Linked DNA regions of Mus musculus: region 2 is linked to region 1. Evidence: chromatin loops called from intact Hi-C (ENCODE). Cell type or tissue: left cerebral cortex. All regions are shown on one strand. Each heading gives the region's core, and the rest is flanking DNA. Links, peaks and the distances in the headings are about the cores only. Region 1 overlaps Dlgap2 (DLG associated protein 2). Region 2 overlaps Dlgap2 (DLG associated protein 2).

What was found. Hi-C counts contacts between places; a loop is a spot of excess contacts. Peaks named below come from ENCODE experiments on the same cell type or tissue, not always from the same donor. Only the 100,000 strongest peaks of a DNase experiment are listed, where the experiment ranks them.
Region 2: it touches region 1 in a loop (7-fold over the local background); 4 of 42 quality-filtered maps call a loop at or near these places.

Annotation. Positions count from the first base shown.
Region 1 is chr8:14,111,509-14,114,422 of GRCm38, reverse strand. The region is part of intron 1 of Dlgap2 (DLG associated protein 2); the gene reads right to left. Among named protein-coding and RNA genes, the nearest start is that of Dlgap2, 17 kb to the right of the region's middle. In left cerebral cortex, for the core only: no CTCF peak of the experiment used is centred there; DNase peaks (open chromatin) are centred at 234, 939 and 1,486; H3K27ac peaks cover 2,375 bases.
Region 2 is chr8:14,260,000-14,262,913 of GRCm38, reverse strand. All of the region lies in intron 3 of Dlgap2 (DLG associated protein 2), which reads right to left. Among named protein-coding and RNA genes, the nearest start is that of Gm26184, 12 kb to the left of the region's middle. In left cerebral cortex, for the core only: no CTCF peak of the experiment used is centred there; DNase peaks (open chromatin) are centred at 515, 872, 1,423, 2,611 and 2 more places; H3K27ac peaks cover 2,170 bases.

The DNA of each region.
Region 1 (2,914 bases), core at 219-2,718:
CTCAGTGACTCCAATGCAGAGAGCTGGGCAATTCAACACCACCCAAACACTGCTAAATTCATGAATCCAAAAGAAGAAAATGAAAGACACGTGGCCTTTCAAGGAGAGCCACCTGAGCTCATATGCAAAGCAGAGTGACTCCAAACTCCTTCTCTGCCTGTGGGCCATTTTAGGTGACTCAGCACCAAGAACTGGCTACTGGTAATGATATACGATTCTGATGGCACACCCATGGATCCAGAGGAAGGATTCGCTGTGGCAAAATGCCATTCCTGGGAACTTACGGACTATGCTACCAGCCAGTGAAGCGTGGGAGCAGCTCAACCACAAAGCACCCTTCTTTAAAACATTGGTAAGACAAACGGCCATGGCGTGACCACACAATCTCCAGCACCCAGCGGAAACCATTTTCCAAAGCAACTTCGCAGGGCTGTGCCACTGAGCATGTGTGCTTTTGTTGTTCCGGTTTGCCCGTTTTTGTTTTCTCAAGTTAGGTAATCACATGACCCTAGGTTTGCTGGGTTATTATATTTTATGTAAGACTGTAAGCTGCTAAAGAGGGCCAGAAGGCAAAGGAATAGTAAGGGGGAAGGAAAGGATTTGTAGCAGTGAATTCAAATAAGGCAAGGGCTCCGAGGTGAGGAATGAACATGGGTCGGTGAAGAAAAGTAACAGGAGTTGTTAAAGAACCTTCCGGGAGGGTAACAAGGCTGATGCAGAGGCCTAGCCGCAGGAAATGACAAGGAACGTAGGGAATCACACAATATGGGGCAGCTTCCCATAAAAGCTCATCGTGAACCCCGGGAAAGAGGACATTTTGCAGAAAGCCCCGAGAGCCAGAAAGGAGAAATCTGGATGTGACAAAAGGCAACCGAAAACATCGTGCCGAGAAGTGACATGATAAAAATGGCTTTAGAAAGATTATCCCAGCAGCTGTGTGTAGGATGGTTTCAAGCCGAGAGAGACCGGAGGCGTGGAGATCTGCTGAAAGAATGTTCTCCTAATTCAAGCACAGTGTGGGGAGGCGTGGTCGGGCGCCGAGCCTGGGTGGGAGAGCAAGGAATTCTGGGACCCGACCTCAGTTTCCCTGCCTGTAAAATGTGAGGCTTGACCCTGCAAGGACTCAGCTTGTACTTTTTGACCCAGCAGAAGTCCATCCTGAGGCCTCGGTAAGATCCAATCAGGGAGAAGAAACACAAAGTCTCAACCTCACACCCGGCTTTGGCAAACTGAAGTTCATGCATTTTTATTACATCTTAAAATCTCAGATATACAAGATTGCACCGTGCTAAATAAAAACATTAGAGAACATTCTCAAGGAGTGGGTTGGTGGCTGCCCACCCTGCTCTGGCAGGCAGAGGCCAGAAAGCCTTGGAGTGATCCCCCACCCCCACCCAGTGCCTCTTCCCCATCTCAGTGCAACCACGTCATTTCCTAAATGGTGCTCATCCATCACCCTCTCCCACCTCATTCACAAGCATCACCCACTGAAGGTGCCACTCATCCTCTGGACCTCGGTGTCCCCGCCCACCTGTCCCCGCCCACTTGCTCCTCACACGCCCACTAGCATGTGAGTCCAGCCGAACCAGCAAGAATGCTTCACGATCCTCAACGTGAAGCCGCATCAGAAGCGCCTGTTGGGCCAGGGAGATGGCTCGATCCATGAAGTATTTGCTATGCAAGCCTGAGAACCTGAGTTCAGATTCGCACCACCATACAAAGTCAGTCATGGTGGTGTGTGCCTGTAGGATAGCCAGTGTTGTGCTGGGACAGGGCAGATCCATGGAGATGAACCACCAGCTAGCCCAGTCAAGTCATGAGCTGCATGTTCAGTGAGAGCACCTGTTGTTAAAAAAAAAAAGAAAGAAAAAGAAAACTAAAATAGGGTAGACAAGATGGCTCAGCAGGTAAAAGCTCTTGCTGCCTAGCCTGATGACCTGAGTTTAGCCCTCAGGTCCTATGTTATAGGAGAGAAGTGATTCTCATATTGTTCTCTGACATCCACACATGTACCCACCCATGCATGCATATGCACACACACATAATAAATAGATACAAACACATAAATAATAAAGAGTGAAGAAGGCATCCAACATTGACTTCTGGCTTCTCCATGCACATTAAACTAAACATACACATAAACAGGTACACACAGATATGCCAAACTCACGTGTGCAACCTCAAAGGCTCTCCCAAGCCCAGCATCAACCTTACCATTCAATAATGCTTAAAACTCAGTGGTTTTAATCAACTTCCTCCAAGCCCTGCTCTGAACTCCAAGCATAGGTGGAGCCTGTGTGCACTAATCTTGAATCCCAACATACCCTGAGGTAGCTACCCTTACTGCCTAACACCATGCTACCTAGAAGCTCCTAACACAATTCTTGAAGTGCACACAACATGCACACAGCACAAGCTTGGGTGTGCTGTTCCTACCACAGCCGGCTTAAAAACTCACAACTACAACAATCTCCAGCGAAAGTTCCAAAACAACGGCAGTGTGAGACATCCAAGCATCAGCAGTCAAGGTCCTAACCCAGTGAACTGACACACTTTTCACAGTGTCTGACTGATGAGAACAAAAGAACTCACAGAAGCCTCTAGGCTGGTTCCCAGGCCCTCCCGCTGCTCCCCTTCTGTGCCTCCATCCACTCTCCCTGGGATTCCCACTTCCCCTGTATCTCACCTACATGGCTACTCCTTACACGCCTGTCCCAGGCTCAAGCTCTCCGTGCCCTCCTCTCTCACTGCAATTCTCTCATTGCTTTTTCTAAGCAAACAGTTAAACTAAATATAATTATGATTTCATTAACTCCTGTTCTTTCTATTGACTGCATTCCCTGATTTCCCCTAAGGACCTTCGTGTAAATAAGTCCTAGCTTTATTAGCCAGAAATGCAGAAAAGGAAACAAAC
Region 2 (2,914 bases), core at 119-2,618, 150 kb before region 1:
ACTAACAAACGTCTTGCCTGTATGCCTTTTTTTTCCTAAAGAGCTTATAAAATAAAAAACTCTAGAGCACCATGAATTGGGGGGGGGGCACTTCTTCTCTTGATTATCTGGAGCGCATTCTGGGATTTTAGGCAAACACACAGTGCTAAGGTTAGCATACAGCCACTCAGGCTTGGAAAGGATGACACAGGGTAAGAATCATCCCTCACGTTCCCAAATAGGAGACTGTAGTCAGAAGTTGAGAGCCTCTTCAAGAAGTTAATTTGACTACTCCCAGCCACAGAGAGCTGTGGTGGCCTCTACAGGGTGCTCCGGTGAACTTGTGAGATATTATTAAGGGACACTGTTCAAACTACAGGGTGAGTCTGAAATCTCTCAGAGAAAAATCAAGAGCATTGGCCATAGTCCTCATGGCCTCTTGTCTATGTACCACTCTCACCAGTGAGAAACCGAAGCGAAGCGCACCCAGGTCTGTGGGAGTCGATAGCTCAGGCTCCATACATAAGGGCTGGGAATAAGCACAGTTCATTCTTGGCTGTATCTCTACTGGGGTGCACCATTTTCTATTTTAGTGAATAACTGCCGTCTAAGATACAATGAGACCTATAGGTGAAGAAAAAACACACTGAATAAAGCTATTTTAGTCCTAAAACTATTGATCTATAAACTTACATCCTGGCAGTAGTTTTGAAACACCACCAATTTTGTAATAAACCCTTCTCGGTTTATGAAATTAAGCCCTTTGATGCGCGAGAGGCTTCTCTTCTATCTTTGGTTGGTGGGCCGGGGGAGAGAGCACAGAAAACAAGCATTCTGCTCACTCAACGACGGCACTGAGTGTTAGGAGACAGAGAAAGCAAATCTCCGCAGCTCGCAGCATTTACTTTCTCCATTTAGCTCGGGGCCTGTTATTCTTAGTTTATGAATCATATCATATGGCATTCCATTTGCACAACCTCAATTCTTTTTTGAAAGGGAAAAAAAAGGTAGTATAAATAATTGCAGTAACTGGGTAAAAGAGCTCACTTGAAGCATTTGGCCTCTCAGAGAATAAACCATCAACCCATAATATTAAAATGGCATCATTTGGCACCATGCATGGTAGTCCAGGAGCTCCACATTTACCCAGGTTCCCCCACAACAGCATCACCATCCCTCATCCACATGAGTCTGCCCTGCACTTTGTCAGAGTCACGCACAGACAGGAAGGATGTCCCGAGGTTACTGTAGCATCGCAGACCAATGCAGTGTGAGATGCTGAGTGAGTTACAGAACAATGTTCCACAGCTATGTAGAGGAGAAAGCCAGGAAGTGGGGTCTGTGTCCTATCATCTTAAGAGGGCAGTGTCTTTCCTTCACAGGCAATAGCCAAAGGTAGTACCAAAGCTCTAAACCAAAGGTACTGCAGGGCCACCATGCAGTCTCTTCTCTGCCACACCAGGAAACAGTATTCCCACCATATGTGTATAAACCAAGTGCCCTGTCTCTGGCACCAATCACTTTGAGTCATGCCCCTGCAGACGGGCCATAGAAAAAGAACAAACTGACACATTGGTTTCCCCATATGTGTTCTCTGTGAAATTACAAGATATTGAAAAACCTTTGGCTCATGAGAAACCCAGTAGATGTAAAAGTACCACCCTTTCTTGTCATTTCAACAGAGATGTGTGTCCCCTCTGTTTTCTGAACTAAATTTGTAAGCTGGCCAGCAGTCAGTCTAGTTTCAACAACCCCCCTGCTCCTTGTACACACACACACACACACACACACACACACACACATATATAATATATACACACACACATATATATATATATTCTTCATATAAAAACCAGATCTGTCCAACATATGTGAATATTGTAAAATTAGGGATCCTATTTCAAACATTAGGTTTTAATCCAAGATTCTATTCAGCCCAAATACACTAAGAAATTTACACCACATGAAGACCATGTTTAACCACAGTCAGTACCCAGGGAAGGCTGCACAGAAGACGGTCAAAAGTCTCTACCTGCCCAAAGGACTGATCAGAGTACAGGCCCCTCCCAATTCTCTTCCCAGGACCTTTGCAGCAGAACTGGGAATGGGCCATGGTGGGAGAATTGGCAACATGGAAACTGGCAAACACTAGGGGCTTGGGTTCCCACCTCCCCAGCGTCACCCTGCTGAGGAAAGGTGTGTGCGTAGCAGTTCTCACTGGTAGTCAGGCAACCTTGGAGACAGATATGCTCAGGTATTTCGAGAATGCCATCTTGAGCTGGCAAAGAAGCAAGAATCACAGCCGCACACATCAAGATCATTAAGCTCTTTCTATTCAACTTCCCTGAAGAACATGTTTCACGATCACCTTTCTGTGACTTTGGAATGAAAGATAGCCCAAAGTCAAATCTCCCAGCATACTTAGTCTGCATACAGCCTGTCACTTTGTTGTTGTCATCAAGGCCTGTGGGGAATGAATGTTTTTGCCATTCTGTGAGATGAATTTGTTCCCAAAATGTCTTCATTCTTGGTGGCAGAACAGGCTGTCTTCTGAAGGACGCAGACAAACACCCTGAGGCAGCCAATCCCAGAGGCAAGGGAAAGCCTGCTCCTAGCGCCCCACACTCTGCTATCCCACAACCTGTGTGACCACGCTGAGACAAACTGCTAACAAACACGTTCAGAGCCCAGATGTAAGAACCAAATAGCTGCCAACAGTTGCACGGTCTGTCACACTAAAAGGGAAATACACTCAATCAGTTGCCACTAATACCTTGCTCTAATCTTCTTACACACAAATCTTACGAAGCAGGAAGAACAGGAGAAAACTCAATAGTTTATACTGTGTCCTGCATTTTATACAGAAACCAAAGTTCCCACGCCCCAGAAGATAAGGGTGGAAAGTGTTCAAGCTATACAAGAGGTAATCATGTCT